2 separate regions of the Homo sapiens genome follow, and region 1 is linked to region 2. Evidence: chromatin loops called from intact Hi-C (ENCODE). Cell type or tissue: sigmoid colon. All regions are shown on one strand.

What was found. Peaks named below come from ENCODE experiments on the same cell type or tissue, not always from the same donor. Only the 100,000 strongest peaks of a DNase experiment are listed, where the experiment ranks them.
Region 1: it touches region 2 in a loop (2.7-fold over the local background); 3 of 110 quality-filtered maps call a loop at or near these places.

The regions. Positions count from the first base shown.
Region 1 is chr11:130,619,837-130,627,836 of GRCh38, forward strand. No RefSeq gene overlaps it. Among named protein-coding and RNA genes, the nearest start is that of MIR8052, 43 kb to the right of the region's middle. In sigmoid colon, a CTCF peak has its summit at 4,441; a DNase peak (open chromatin) is centred at 4,333.
Region 2 is chr11:130,518,857-130,526,856 of GRCh38, forward strand. It overlaps LOC105369574 (a long non-coding RNA gene), which reads left to right and starts at 3,611. Exons shown (of 5, transcript XR_007062953.1): 1 at 3,611-3,752. RefSeq lists enhancers at 1,032-1,533, 4,056-4,683. In sigmoid colon, no CTCF peak of the experiment used is centred here; DNase peaks (open chromatin) are centred at 3,555, 3,875 and 4,915; H3K27ac peaks cover 1,308 bases.

The DNA.
Region 1 (8,000 bases), 100 kb after region 2:
AGGTTACTGTCTTCCTTCATCCATATATAATTCTAAAGCTTTTCTGACTTCCTTCCCCTCTCAAGTCTGCTTTTGATGTTCACTTGAATCAATCATCCTGGATTTAAAAGTTTTGGCAGAAATGAAACCTTGGACCCTATTGTTTGCCTCACTCCTCATCCTTATATTCCAGACAAGTGTTGAAGATAGAATAGTATTGTTTTCAATCTAAAGAAAAACAGTTCATACGTTTTACAGGAAGGGAGCATTAATCCATGCTGGTGATATGGTACCTCTACTAGTGCCAGGTCTGTCAGGAAATATGACAAGGTAATCTCATTAAAACAAGGCACATTGTTTTCCATGCTGTGAAGAAAATTACAGGAAAGGCATTAACTCAATAGTTCTTAAGATTTTGAGATTCTTCCTTTAGGTTTAATACTTCACATAATTATGATTTTCATAAACGTCAATATGGTAAGTTGGTACCATCTTTGCTGGGTGCCTATGAAGAGCAGAGCTTCGGGAAGGAAGTGAAGAGAAACAGAGGACATGACCACTGAATCTTGCAACCAGACTGGAAGGTAGACCTTCTTTACTCCCTGCTTTCCTCCTTCCTCTTTTCCTCCCACTTTCCTTACCTCTCTTTGTAACATTTCTGGACTAAGCAATAGGAATTAAGTTACTTGTTTCAGTTAGTCTCATTTTCATTCTCAAAGATTTCTGGGCATATATCTGTATCTATTATATATCATCTATATCAACATCAGCTTTTACAATATTAAAAGGAGAAAATAATAAGATTAGCTTCTTCTGAAGACTTCTCCCTATTCTACTGACCAAATGAATGTTTTCTGACAAAACTCACATTGGTTTCCATTACAGTCTTCCACACGTAGAAAAATGACTCTGTCTGAAACCACATGCGTTACATGTCTAGCACAATGTGACCTGACACCCTCCACGCTAATTGTTTCCATCCTTAACTAGACTCTAGTGCTTATTTAAAACTATTATTCCTCCTCCCCCAACTCCCCTCTCCCACTTGCCACGCTCTTCTATTTGCCTCCTTCCTTTCAGCTTATTTCTTCCTTTTTTTTCCTTGCAGCCTAACAGTTTGTCTTAGCCAATCTCCTAAGTTGTCCTAGTTCAGGTGAAGCCTCTTCTAAGACACATTTTTTTTTTTTCATTCACTTTTTCTGCAGTCTTTCTTTCTTTCTTTCTTTCTTTCTTTCTTTCTTTCTTTCTTTCTTTCTTTCTTTCTTTCTTTCTTTTTTTTTTTTTTTTTTTGAGATGGAGTCTTGCTCTGTCCCCCAGGCTGGAGTGCAGTGGCGTGATCTCGGCTCACTGCAAACTCTGCCTCCCGGGTTCATGCCATTCTCCTGCCTCAGCCTCCTGAGTAGCTGGGACTACAGGCGCCCGCCACCATGCCCGGCTTATTTTTTGTATTTTTAGTAGAGACAGCGTTTCACCGTGTTAGCCAGGATGGTCTCAGTCTTCTGACCTCGTGATCCGCCCGCCTCGGCCTCCCAAAGTGTTGGGATTACAGGCGTGAGCCACCGCGCCGGGCCAGTTTTTCTCTTTTAAGTGATTCTGATTGCATATAGAAGATCATTAAATACGCACTTGTGTTTAGGAGCAAGGCACTGTGGTGGGTATTCGTGGAGAAACCAAGATACCCCCGATACCCACCACAGTGCCTTGCTCGTAAACACAAGTGCATGTGAATTGATTTTCTTGCAGGGTGTTCAGGGAGAGGACCCAAGAACTCATAGGATGTTCAGGGAGTGGACATAGATGCATAGGAAAGCTTCCCCCTACGCCCTAAAACAAACCAAAACCAAACCCCAAACCAACCACCATACAGTTTGGTGTATTCCCGTGTATATTCTCTTATAGCTATTCCCTCATTCACCTGATTCCTGTACTGTATTATTGAGTTCTCCTTGAGGGTAGAGAATTTCATCTCTATAGGTTGTATTTAGCTTTTAATATACTCAGTCATTGATCCAGAAAAACCTTTATTGAGTGTCTTCTATTTGTCAGACGCTGTTTGAAGATAGACAGCAGTAACCAGGATGGCCATGCCAGATGGTCAAACTGTTATATAAGGTGTCAGAAAAGGAGGAAAGAGATCCTTTTGGGTGGGAGTGGTTAAGGAGGTAGACTGTCAGGTGGACATGAATAACAAGTAGCATTTTGTTATATGGGTGGAGAGGGCCACAGGGGAGAAATGGAATGAACAGGAGCGCAGAGGAGGGTTGTATAACACAAGCCATGGGGCAGCGAGGAGGACAGCTTGGCTGAAGTGGAAGGTTTGTGCTTGCATTGAGACATCCCAGAAGATGAGGTAGGGAAGGCAGGCTTTTGTGCTGGAGAAGTTCCAGGTTACTCACCCCCACTCACTCCTATTGCTCACTTTCTCACCTCTGTTTAACTAGTTTCTATTTCTTCCTGGCCCCTTTCATCAATTTTCTGCTCCATTAGGATTAGGCTGGATTTCTGCAGGCATATCAAATTGCAGGTTATAATACAATGTTTAGATACCGTACCTTGCTGCTTTCTTAATGAAAGCATCTGGCTTACCTCTGCATAAACCTGTCTGCTCTCGAGTGCCCCGAACCACCGTGTTTACAGAAGACTCTTGACTGCTTTACGTATTTACAACTCTCAGCTTCAGTTCTCACAATCAAATTCCAGTCAGCCAGCATCTCTTAGCTACATCTCATAAAACCACATAGGGTCAGAGCTGGGAGGGATTTTGGAAGCTCAGCCACCCAACCCCTTCATTGCAGGGGGAATGAAATGGAGACCCCCAGAGGGCCGTCATTTGCTCAAGTCCACATTGCTGACTCGCTGATTTATCATGCACTTGCCCATTTGTCCATTCATTTAGTAAAACATTTAAGAAGTGTCTGTAAAGGCCACATGCTGAGGCAAATATGAATAAGGCATGAGGAACGGACTTGAGGAACACACATGCTAGTGCAAGAGACTTAGAGATGTTTAGAACCCATGGCCAGTGCTATAATCCTGACAAGAGCAAAGCAAGGAGGAAGGAGGTAACTTTGTCTTGAGGAGCCAGGGAAGACCTCACAGAGCACATCTCTTTTGACGTGGGTCTTAAAAGATGAGTAAGAGGTCGGCCAGGTTGACATGAAGCAAAGGTGCTCCAGGCAGGGAGAAGAACAAAGCAAGCCAAGAATCATAGACGTCAGAAGCACATCGTGGTCTGAGGGTCCCCGGCTGGGAAGGATGGGAGGTGAGCCCACAGAGGAAGGTAGGGGTCAGATTGTGAAGGTCCAGGTGTCCCCTGCTAAGGCAACCATTAGTTGGGGGAGGTCTTTAGTCAGGAAGTGACCGGATTTAATTTTTTCCCTTAGTAGATACAAAAACATCTATGGTGGTGTGGCAGACGACATGGAGTATAAAAGGTGAATTGTAGAGAGACAAAAAAATGATCAATACTCAAATCCTGATGGAGTCCTGCATTATTTGATGGTAATGGATTTGCAGGAGGGGGATCTGATTTGGAAGGAACACGTGAGTAGAATGCACAGGAGTTGGCAACCAATTGGTTTTAGGGGACGAGAGAGAAGGAAGAGAGGATGACTAACATTTTTAGCCTGATGGCATCAGGTGAGAAGGGCTGCAGAGGGAGGAGTGGATATGAGTGGAGAATGGAGGGGGAGATGCTATGTCCCAGTTGGTCACAGTCCTTCCAGGGGGAGAGAGGCAGCAGGTGCTGGAGACTGGAGTCTGGATGTTGAGGTCTGTGCAATCACACCAGAAGTAGATGTGTCCAGGCTGGAACCCCAGGTGACATTCACTGATTCCTAGACGTATGTTATACTCCATACCAACATGCTGCTCCCTGCCCTTCCTCTAGCTGGCTTCCAGTTCTCACTGGATGCTCAGTGGAGTGGAGGTAATGAACTAAATGGTTTCTCTCACTCCAGTCAAGACCAAGGAGTCTTTGTTGTTGGGTTTTTTTTCTCTCAAGTCGTTTCCCAGGACTGATGTTACCCCAGGACTCCAGGGGGAAGGCCTGTCAGATGGCGTTTATTTATTTAATGAAAAGAACTTAATAATTTGGTTTTGTTTCCCTTTGGTTCTTTATTTTTCTTTCTACCCCCTTCTTCTTCCCTGGGCTTTGCAGGGCGGAAAATGGGTCAGCAGCTTGTCCAAAACATTCTTGAGTGTTTAATTCTTCAGCTGTTTTACAAGCCTGCCTGGTTTATGTAGCTAATCTCTCTTCTGTTTGTCCCTGGAGGAATGTGTGTATGTGTGCGTTGAGGGGTGAGCAAGGGGTAGGTGGCTGTGGCAGGGCCCTGTTTGGTGAAGAGAACTGAAAGTATAATACAGTGTGGAGCGCCTCCTCTGTCTGTTTATTCCTGGGTCTGGGTTTCTGTGTACACCCTCTGTGCTTTCTTGCTCAGTCTGGGGAACTTGGCAAGGAGGTTTGTCTCAAGGTTTGCTGTGAGGTTTGAAGACACTTTGAAAGGTGTGGAGAGACATGATTCCAGGGTTTGGTCATTTGTGGGCCTCCTTGTGTCCAGAAGAGTCTCATTTTATCCAAAGCAGATAGTAAGTAGCTACGTGCTCAGGAATGAGAGTTATTCCCAGGCTGCCTCTTTCGTCCTTGGGAGACACTGACTACTATGGAATTGTCTGCTGACTGGAGTCTCCAGCTCCCTACTGCAGTTCTCCAGGAAGAACTGTAACCAGCTCAGACACAGCATTCTTCTTTATTCCTTGGCCTAACAGTGGCCCTCTCCACCAGCCTATCCAGCTAAACATTTTCACTGGAACTCTTGATCGAGGTGCAATAGAATGGGTACAAAAGCAGGGGACCAGGCCTTGGAATTCAGGAAAACATGAGTGGTGCAGGCCTGTTTGCCTCTATCAGAAAATAGGATGACTGTGAGTCTGAAGGCTCCCCAGTGTCTTGGATTTTATCTTAGGAAAGTATGTAGATTCCTAATGGATTGAAACTGGTAACAGAGTAGCTTTCATGCTTCCTAGGTGCTAGGCACTGTGAAGGCTCATACACATCACTTAAATTTATCAAAGCTTTATAGAAATGCATTGATCATGATCATCATCATGACTATTTACATTCTACAGATGAGGAAACCGAGGGCGTGAGGGTTAAATAATGTGTCCATGAAGGTTCCAAGTGCAGAGCTGCGGCTGGATTCCCTCGACCCCATGCTGCCGCACGGTGTGATTTTTACAGCATTCCCTCATACACTTGCGTATCGTATTCCCCACCACAAAAATGTCAGGTCAGGCTAGGTATGATTATCCCCTTTTGACAAGCGAGGAAACTGTGGCTAAGAAAGGTTAAGTGGCTTGGCCAGAGCCACAGAGCTAATTAGGATATGCAGACTTAGATCTTGGTCTCCTGATTCTTAGTCCAGACTTTCCCCTCCAAGCTGCCGGCTCCTTCTCGTCACTGCTGTACTCAATCTTATTCTTGGGTCTGGTTTTCTGAAGGTTGGAAAGTTCCCCTGTTTTAATCTCCAATCTTAAAGTGTAACTTAAAGAGCCCCAGAGAAAACGAATCAACTGCTGCGCTTTCCATCAAGGCTACAAAGTCTACCCCAGAGTTAATTGGACAGTTATTGTATATAAAATGCTAGCCTGATTAAAAACATATTTATTGAAGATTAGCAAGTCTGTAATAGCCATAAATCTCCTTCTTGGTCATTCAAATTTTAAAATATGTTTCCAATAACAGTGCAATTATTTATATCATAATTCTGGAGTGAAATAGAATTAAATGCATATTTGGAGAGTATGGATTTCAATCTGTATCCCTTACATAGAGAACCTGGGATTGTGGGATGGGACAACGGGAACAATGAAGGTCTCTTTAAATAAAGGGAGAGTGAGCAGGAGCATGAGGAAAGTCAGCAAGGCTCACCCCCTCCCACCGGAGCCCCAGTCCCGCCTGGGCCTCGGGTGTTTCCGTTGATTTTTCACACGGTGTTCACGCCAAGTATTTTCACTGCATTTCCAGATGTACCTAAAGTATTTCCTGGGCGAGAGTCAAAGCAGAAGAGGCAAAGTAGTCAGGGCCAGTCAACTGGGTCACAGCAAGCCGGCCTAGGTGGTTTTCCAACCCTTGCCTTGCCCAGCCAGCTCACTGTGTCGCTATTGAAGTGATGTACATAAGAATAATTATGTAACGGTATCGTTTTTGTGGCAACAAGGTTTAACAACCTCTGTGGAATTGTTGGCATCTTAGTGACAGTTTTACTGTGGCTGTGATCTTAGAGAACATTATTTATCATACTGAGATGGAATTGATGGCAAAATGAGCTGTTCAACAGATGGTGCTCCCTGCAACAAATGTGACCACGTGGTTTTACTCACACACTCCCATATGCCAGGTCTTACATTATTTATTCGTTCATTTACACATTAAGAGAACATTTACTGAGTGCCAATTAATTGCCGACTCTGGGCAGGGATTATAAGTGGGTTAGAATAAGCCACACCTTGCTGGTATGATTGCGGGTATGGGGAAAAGCTCCGAACTGTTCCCATCTACTTCTTGTCTCATGTATTCATTTACTCAACACATATTTATTGAACACTTGCTATGTGCTGGGAACTAGTCTAGATACCAGGCCTAGAACAGGAAACAAAATAAAGTTCCTGCTCTCATGGAGCTCACATTCTTGATGCTTGAAATTAGTTCACAGAGGAGTAAAATGTTGCAGTTGAACAATAAGAAATAAGACTTAAAAAGGTATCCATGCTAAAAAGAAAAAAGTAAAACTAAATCTACTTGCAGATGACATGATCTAGTATACAGATAATCATAAGGTATCTACCCAAACCATTAAAACTCATAATTGAGTTCAGCAAGGTTGCCAGATGCAAGATCAAAATATAAAAATCCATTATATTTTTATACACTAGCAATGAATGATCCAAAATGAAATTAAGAAAACGATTACATCTGCAACAGCAACAAGAAGAAAAAAAATACTTAGGAATAAATTTAACAAAATAAGTTTAAGTCTTGCACATTAAAAACTATAAAAAATAGTTGAAATTAAACAATACTCTAAATAAATGGAAAGACAGTTTGTATTCCTGAATTGGAAAGCCTAATATTGCTAAGACGGCAATACCCCCCAAAGTGGTCTACAGATTCAATGCAATCCCTATCAAAATTCTAGCTGCCTTTTCTTTTCCTCTTTTGCAGAAATCAACAAGCTGTTCCTAAAAGTCATATGGAAATGCAAGGGAAAAAGAAGGACAAAGGTGTAGGATTGACACTTCTAAATTTTAAAACCTGCTACAAGGGTACATTGATCAAGACTGTGTGATACTGCCATAAGAATAGATATGTAGATCAAAGGAATAGACTTCAGAGTCCAGAAAGAAACTTTTACATTTATGGTCAGTTGATTTTCAATAAGGATGCTAAGACAATCAATGGGGAATGAATAGTCTTTTCAACAAATGGTGCTGAGGCAACCTGATATCCACACGTGAAAGAATGAATTTGGACCCATAACTTATACTTTATACAAAAATTAACTCAAAAGGGATCACAGGCCTAGATGTAAGAGCAAAAATGATAAAATTCTTAGAGAAAACATAGGCATTTTTGTGACCTTGTATTAGACAATTGTTCCTTAGATATGGCACCAAAAGCGTAAGCAAGTAAAGACAAAAATTGGACCTCATCAAAATACAACCTTTCATGTTTCAAAAGACATTATCAAAAAAGTGAAAAGAGAGCCCACAGAATGGGAACATATATTTGCAAATCTTACATTGGATAAGGATCTAGTATCCAAAATATAAAAAAAGAACTCTTACAACTTAATAATAAAAAGGCAAGTAGCTCAATTAAAAATGAGCAAAGGATTTGAATAGACATTACTCAAATTGGACACACAAATAGCCAATAAGCACAAAAAAGATGCACAACATCCTTAGTTATTAGGGAAATGCAAATCAAAGCCACAGTGAGACATCACTTCGTTCCACTTGGA
Region 2 (8,000 bases):
TATAGACAGGAAATCTTTCTTTTTGTTCTCCTCTTAGTGCCCAGGGCTGGGTCATGCATATAGTGATATCTATGGATAACTTAAAGAACGTCAGAAACGGCCTCCTCCTAGAACCAAGTTTTTGTGGGAAGACAAACTAGAGAACAGCTGAGTGATTTTCCACAAATTCTTCTATTTCCCAGCAATAGCTTCAAGATCACATCTCTCCTATCCTCTACCCCATGTTTCCCAACACAGAGTTCTGGGTTTGCAGAAACCCAAAGGATTAGGGGACCCCAGGGTCCAAGGAGGTAGCAGAAAGCTGTGTTTCGGCATTCTGGAGCTTGATGCTGGGAGTATAAACATCCTTGCCAGACAAAATATTGGCCCCAGAGCAAAGGCTGGTGGCCACCTTGGCCTTCTTTGCCATTCAGGCCTGGTATCTGCAAGTAGCCCTTTCCTAGCCAAGAACAACAAGCCATGGCTTAGAAGGAACGACATGTGTGAGTATGTGTAAGAGTGCAGAGAAGGCTGAAGGGGAGGGGAAGAGGTGGGGCCAAAGCTTCATACAGGTTGAACCTCCAAGTTTGGGTAGAAGTGGAGATATGGGAACTGCATGAACATGTTTTTAGCTATGGCATTCTTCCTTCAAACTAAAGTTTACTTAGTTTGTACATAAAACAAACCAAGGTGGAGCCGCTCAGGGTGAACCTGGGGCTGAGAGCGGACCGTGGAATCTCCACCAAGCACACGGCCAGAATTGCTGGCATCACAGACCTCATTCTTCTTGCCAAAAAAGGAGGGATATTAGTGGGTTTTTTTTTCTGTTTTGTTTTTGTTTTTGTTTTTTTTTTCTTCCTAAAATTCCTAGAATAGATAGTACTTGACATTTAGCGTGCACTTGGGTTTCCCCATCTTTCCAGGGGGTTATGCAACCTGAAGGTCACATTCCTGCTTTAGGCTCCGGTCTCTCCCTTCTGCTATAGCACAACGCGTCTGAGTGTGATGGCGAGTGGATGGAAGGTTCTGCAGGCTCAGAAAAAGACTGTTAAGTGGGCCATGTACTTAACAGCATTGTTTTTGTCTGGGGTGGAGGCAGCAGGATACCCCGAGAGGGACTGTTGTGTGTATCATGGTGTGTGAGGTGTAGCGATCTGGGTGTCTGTGTGAGGCCTGGTCTCTCCCTTCTGCTATAGCACAACGCATCTGAATGTGATGGTGAGTGGATGGAAGGTTCTGCAGGCTCAGAAAAAGACTGTTAAGTGGGCCATGTACTTAACAGCATTGTTTTTGTCTGGGGTGGAGGCGGCAGGATATCCCGAGAGGGACTGTTGTGTGTATCATGGTGTGTGAGGTGTAGCGATCTGGGTGTCTGTGTGAGGCCTGGGTGGAGGCCTGTGCACGTCTTCTGTGTGTGGTCTTTCCAGCCTCACACTCACGGAAAGCTCTGGTTTGGATGTCACTCTCAGCATTAGAGGCCTTTGGGCTGCTTCCAGCGGAGCTGGTTGGTGTTGAAGGATTATGGGTGATGGCTGTGGGAATGGCACCGCCTGCCTGGCCTTGGAGGTGGCTGGTTTCCTCTGTATCCCTGGGGGTGGGCAGTGGTGTCACAAGCTGTGTGGGAAAGGAGGGCTACTCGGGGTGGAGCACAGGACAGCTTGGGTGTTGCCTGGGAGGCGTCAGGGAGGAAGGCAGACGTGGGAGTCTTGGGGAATAAGGAGAAAAGGGTTTGAAAACCAGGATAAGGCATTTATCCAGCACTTGGCTGTCTTTATCTCTTAAAATTAAAGCCAGGCCTCTCCTGGAACGTTCCACTTGGGATTCTGCTGGGAAATTAAAAAGACTGGGGAGGGGTGAGTGGTGAGTTGGACTTTTCTGCCTCAGTTGATTGTATATGTGCTGGGTAGGGTGACCCAGAATTTTGGTATTTATTCATTCATCAGTTAGTTTTTGAGTGTCTGCTGTATCCTAAACACTGACTTAAGAGATATGTAAAATAGAAGTCATGATCCCTGCTCTAAAAGAGCTCACTGTCTAGTGGAGAATGCAGACAAATAGACAGATGATCATATGATATGATAGCATCTTCATTTATTCATGCTGAAAAAATCAATAGTTTATATACTATTGATATAATATCCTTGGAGCTATATATATGTGTATATATATGTGTGTGTGTGTATGTGTATATATACATATATATATATATGGTATATATATAAATGGTGTATATATATATATATATATATAAAATTCTCACATGGCTATAAAGGACTACCTGAGACTGGGTAATTTATAAAGAAAAGAGGTTTAATTGGCTCATGGTTCTGTGGGCTGTATGAGAAGCATGGCTGGGGAGGCCTCAGGAAACTTACAATCATGGCAGGAGGTGAAGAGGGAGCAGGCATGTCTTATATGGCCAGAAGGAGGAAGAGTGTGAAGTGGGAAGTGGCACCCACTTTTAAACAACCAGATCTTGTGAGAACTCACTATCAGGAGAACAGTAAAGGGGAAGTCTGCCCCCATGACCTAATTACCTCCCACGAGGCCCCTCCTCCAACACTGGGGATTACAATTCAGCATGAGATTTGGGTGGGGACATAAATCCAAACCCTAACAAGGACAATGGCAAAGCACTTGGAGAGACATACGTAAGATATACATTATATATACAGTACTTGGGTATATGTCATATAGAATACATATGTAATCTTCAAGTGCTTTGCCATTGTCCTTGACATCTACCAATTCAGATAATCTCTGCAACAACCTCTGCTAATAAGTGGCATAGCTGGACTTGAACCCAGGCACTCTTACTCCAGGGTTCATTTCTTTTATTAATTAATTAATTTTTATTTTTAAGAATTAACAGATATGGGGTCTCACTACATTGCCCAGGCTGGTCTCAAACCTCTGGGCTCAAGGGATCCACTTGGCCTCCCAAAGTGCTAGGATTACAGGCTTGAGCCACTGCACCCAGCCTCTATTTCTTAATTACTCCCCCATACAGTCTCTCAACAGAGGTGGGTACAGGGTGCAAGACGAGATTACATATATGAATAGAGTCAGCTCTCTGTGTCCATGGGGTTCCCCATTCATGGATTCAACCATTGGCAGATCTAAAATACAGTATTCTTGGCATGCAGAGCTCATGGATGCAGAGGGCAGATTGTTTCCATATGAAGGTTCACAGGGCTGAGTTCTTGAGCACCTGTGGATTTTGGTATCTGGGGGGTCCTGCGGATTTTGGTATCCTGGTCCAGACCGCTGCAGATACTAAGGTATGACTGTATTTAACTCCGCTTCAGCGAGTCAGGCGAGGCTTCACAGAAAATGCATTATCTTGTAAAGACTAGTGTTCCCAAATTGTGTCTGCATCGTGTTGGGGCTGGGGAGTGGGAGGGCAGTGGGAGGTAGTCTAAGTAAGAGAGCAGAACTGCCCAGGGAGTGGAAGTGAGGGAGAGCAAAGCACCTCATTTCAGGTCGGCCCAGGGCTGGCCCAGGGAGCAGAGTGGCTCCCGGAGGATCCAGCCCAGGCCCTCCCGCCTTACGTCAGAGAAGGCTGAGTCACGGCTCCTATCAGCTGACTGTCGGCCAGGCTCCAGGCCCTCCTGATGACAGCAGGGCTGAATCCAGCCAGTGAGGGGACAGAGGGACAGCAGGAGGGAGGGAAAGGTATAGGAGGTGGGGGTGGGGGTTTCAGCCAGTCTCTTTCCCAGCAGTGATGCCGTCTCAGCCACCAGTTCTCTGCCAGCGGGGTCAGCACAGGCATGGTGAGGGGGAGAGGAAGGAGCTGTCTGTAACACTGCTTAACCTCTGGCACGTGGAGTCTGATTGCCTGGGTCAGCTGCTATCTGTGTCTTGTTTAGCATCCTTTCTCCTGTGTGTCCTGCCCTCTGGCCCATCTGTCCAGCTGATGGTGGGGTTTGCAAGCAGAGGGATGCCTGTCTCCCAGCTCTGGCTGTGTTGCTCTAGCCCAACAGATGCTTGGAACAAATAAACAGGCCAGCAAGTCTTGGAGAGGTTGTCAGGCTGAGTTGAGACATGCTGTCCCTTTTGAAAGCTGTTGATGTACTTAGAAGGATCAGCATCTGGGGCCAGATCATCTCTGACTCTACATTAAAGCCAGAGTTCTCATCTTCTTCATAATGATGGTATGTACTAGTGTTTAATGCTGCATTCTTTTCAAAGTCCCAAGATCACCAGCCAACAATTAGTTAACTGGGGCCCTGCAGTCAGGGTCTTGGACTCCAAGTCCTGAGTGCTTTTCCTGGCCAATGCAGATTCACAACTTCGGGGGTTAGTCTCGAGAGCATTAGAAGTCCCTCAGAAATTGTGAGCTGTGAGGGGACTGACTGTGATTTCACTGGGGTTACATGTCCCTTGCTTCTTTTAGGAGAACAAGCTTGGGACACTATTGGACACACTTCTGAGGGTTTGGATCAGAGGGGCAGGGGCATATGGAGGACTGATCCCCAGAGTCAGACCTCAACCATGCTGGGGTGTAGAAATGAGCCAGGCTCAGGAATCCAGCAGACACATGCTTTTGAGCACTGCCTCCATTTGGCAGGTCCTAAACTTCTCTGAGCCTTGGTTTTCCTCCAGGTAAAGCGGGTATGGCATACATGATAGTGCTTGGCGTTTTGTGAGGATGCACTGGGTGAGCATTCAGCAACTGTAACCTCCCTTCCTATTTCTCCCTGGCTTGTTCCTCAAGTCCCTTCTTGCAGAAAGACCACAGCCAATCTCGGCCCTTTTCTTCTCCCTTGCCTTGGCTGCCTCTTGTTCATGTTGGTCGGCACTCTTAACCAGCCCCCTCGTAGTCACCCGTGAGATTGAGCACGTGGCTGCCGCACAGCCCCCCACAAACACGCTGGTAGGGGCTGAGAGGCTTGAATGAGACAACTCCGATTCTGTGCTCAGCAGCTCGGTGGCCGGCCTGTTGGGTGCATGTTAACTGTGATTATTGTTATGCAGGACTCACGAGGGAAAACTTCAGTGACTCACAAAGTCTTGGGGTTGGAAGGGACCTTTGCCATCATTCTTCCCTGTTTCCTCTTTTGGCAGATGTGGTCTCAGAGGCAGAGTCACTTCACATCTGGGAATAAATCCCAGTCCTACCTGATTCATTCATTTATTTCACCCACACTTATTGAACACTTGCTGTGTGCACTTGCTGCTCCGAGTGTTGGTATATGACACAGTGCCGGCTGCTAAGGAGCCCATGGTCTACTTAAGGGGACAGACACGTATGGGATGCAGTGCCCCGGGGTAAGTGCAACAATGCTAGTATGGGGGGCATTTGGAGAGCGTAGAGAAAGAGCCTCCCATACACCCTTGAAAGGCCAGCAAGTGCTTCCTGGAGTTGATGGTACCTGAGCTAAATATTAAAGAAGTAGAAGCTGGTCAGATTATGTGGAGGTTGCTGGGTGTGAGCCCACAGTGGGTAGGTTTGCTATTTCTGGTGAGAGAGACAAACACAAGTATATTCAGAGAACTAAATGGTTTCCTGGCTGCTGCACCTGGATTCTGGAGAAGTAGATCTTGAGTGTGAGTTTCTAAAAAATGAGATAAGTTAATGATCTGTAATCTCAGCTACTCAGGAGGCTGAGGCAGGAGAATCGCTTGAACCCGGGAGGCGGAGGTTGCAGGGAGCCAAGACCGCACCACTGCACTCCAGCCTGGGCAACACAGTGAGTGAGACTCAGTCTCAAAAAAAAAGTTAATTGGTAGAGTGAACTTTTCCTCCTGAATGGGGCCTTGAAGGCATCATAGGGCATGGCAAATGGGTTGGGGTTGCCAGGCCTTGATCAGATGACTGGTGGAAACTGGCCGTGGGCTTTGAGCTGTACTTCTTGTCAGACTCTTCCCTGTGGATTACAGAAGAGCGCTTATATCTCCCAATTCACATTTGCTAAAAACGACAACAACAACAAACCAAAAAACAAAACAAAACAAAACAAAAAAACGAAGAATCAAACAAACAAAACACTGGAAGAAAAGGGTAAGGAACAGGGCACCAGATAACCAGGTTGTCTTTGAGTGTGCAGAGTGTGTGGCTGAGTGTGAGCATGTCATCTCCCAGAGGGCAGAATGCCTGAGGACAGTCCTACGTGGCCTGTGCAGTTAATACAACCGTCACAATTTTCTCAGTTACCTGCTCACTGCCCAGAGAGGACACGGTAAGTGTCACCTGGACTTCTTGGCACTTTAGGGGTTAGACGGTCACCTCGCAACAAGCCGAGGGTTCTTTTCTGAATCATTCCCTGTTATAATTCAGCATTAAGGTTCTTGGTTGTGAATTAAAAAAAAACAAGCAGAAGGCAAATTGATTGGAAGGGTATTTGGTAGCTCTTTGCTATCTGTGGGTAGTTGAGCACACCAGTCTGAGCACAAACAAAGGTCAGCAAGGCCCAGGGACATCCTACCCTGGGTGCTCTGGGCTTAGGGTGTTGCTTCTGGGTTCTCACTGTTGGATGCAACTGTCCCTGGAAACTTTTATCACATGAATGGCCTCCTGATAACCTCTAACTGATCCTGGACTTTGCTGCATGGACACGGAATTAAAACCTGAGTGGAAGCCTCTGACTGGCTGTGCCCAGGTCACATGGCCTTGCTGAGGAAGGAGAGAAGGGAACCACGTGCCCTCTTTGGCTCCCTTAATAAAGGAACCTGTCTCCCGCCTAATTTGAAATGTCCCCCCCGGAATAGGAGAGTGTTTGAATGCTGAATGGCCCCAAATGCCAAGTAACTACCATGTTTTTTGACCTTCCAGACCCGACTTTCAGACACATTTTGCTCCCCAGCGCTGCCCACCTTTGGTTTCACAGCAGTTCTGAGGCCTGAGAAACTGAGGAGTTTTTCTGGCCACTTTTGGGAGAAGCCATCTTTTAAATTCTTGATCAGTTTCTTCAGCCCCTTCCCTGGAAACAGACACCATTTCTCTTTGAGGGAAAAGAGAAGTCATTGCCTATCTGTGAAGGGGATTCCACTTCCTCTGAGAGAGCTTCCTGTCAATAGCCTCTTCTTGTCTCATATTGTGTACATCAGAGGCAATGAATTGAGCAGGAGGAAAGGGGCCACTTAGTCTCTGACTGTTTCAGTTTTTTCCTGCCTTGACAAATGGCAGAAATCATACTGTCTCATTGAGTAGGCCTCAAGTTAAAACACTCAGGGCCACTTAGACTATTCTTTTCTTTTTCTTTTTAAACAGGTTTATAATTGACATACAAAAACTGCACCTATTTAATGTATCCAATTTGATGAGTTTGAACATATGCATGCCCCTTTGACACCATTACCACAACCAAGGTAATAGACACAGCTATCATCTCAAAAGTTCACTTGTGTCCCCCCATTCCTTTTTTTAAGGGAAAGAACACTTAACAGGAGACATACCCTCTTAATAAAATTTTAAGTGCATGATACAGTATTGTTGACTGTGCAATGCTGTCCAGCAGATCTCTAGAACTAATTCACTTGTATGACTGTAACTTTATACCCATTGGGCAACGGATCCCCATTTCCCTTCCCTTCGGCCCCCGGCAACCACCTTTTTATTCTTTGCTTCTATGAGCCTATTTTAGATACCTCATCCAAGTGGAATCATGCAGTATTTGTCCTTCTGTGCCTGGCTCATTTCACTTAGCATAATGTCTTCCAGGTTCATCCATGTTGTCGAAAATGGCAGGGTTTCCTTCTTTTCTCAGGCTGAAAAATTCTATTGTGTGTGTGTACCACATTTTCTTTATCCATTCATCTCTTGATGGACATTTGGGTCGTTTCCATAACTTGACTCTTCTTAACCTTGTTGCAGTGAACACGGGAGTGCAGATATCTTTTGAAGATCCTGTTTTCAATTCTTTTGGGTATATACTCGGTAGTAGGGTTGCAAATTAAAAATGGAGCTCTCACAGACCATTATTTTCTTGATCCTTTGGTGCATTTACTTTGGGTTGCCTAGGAACTCCTCCGTCTGTGGATTTACCTTGTAGAGTCAGAGGGGATGATTGGGGAACCTG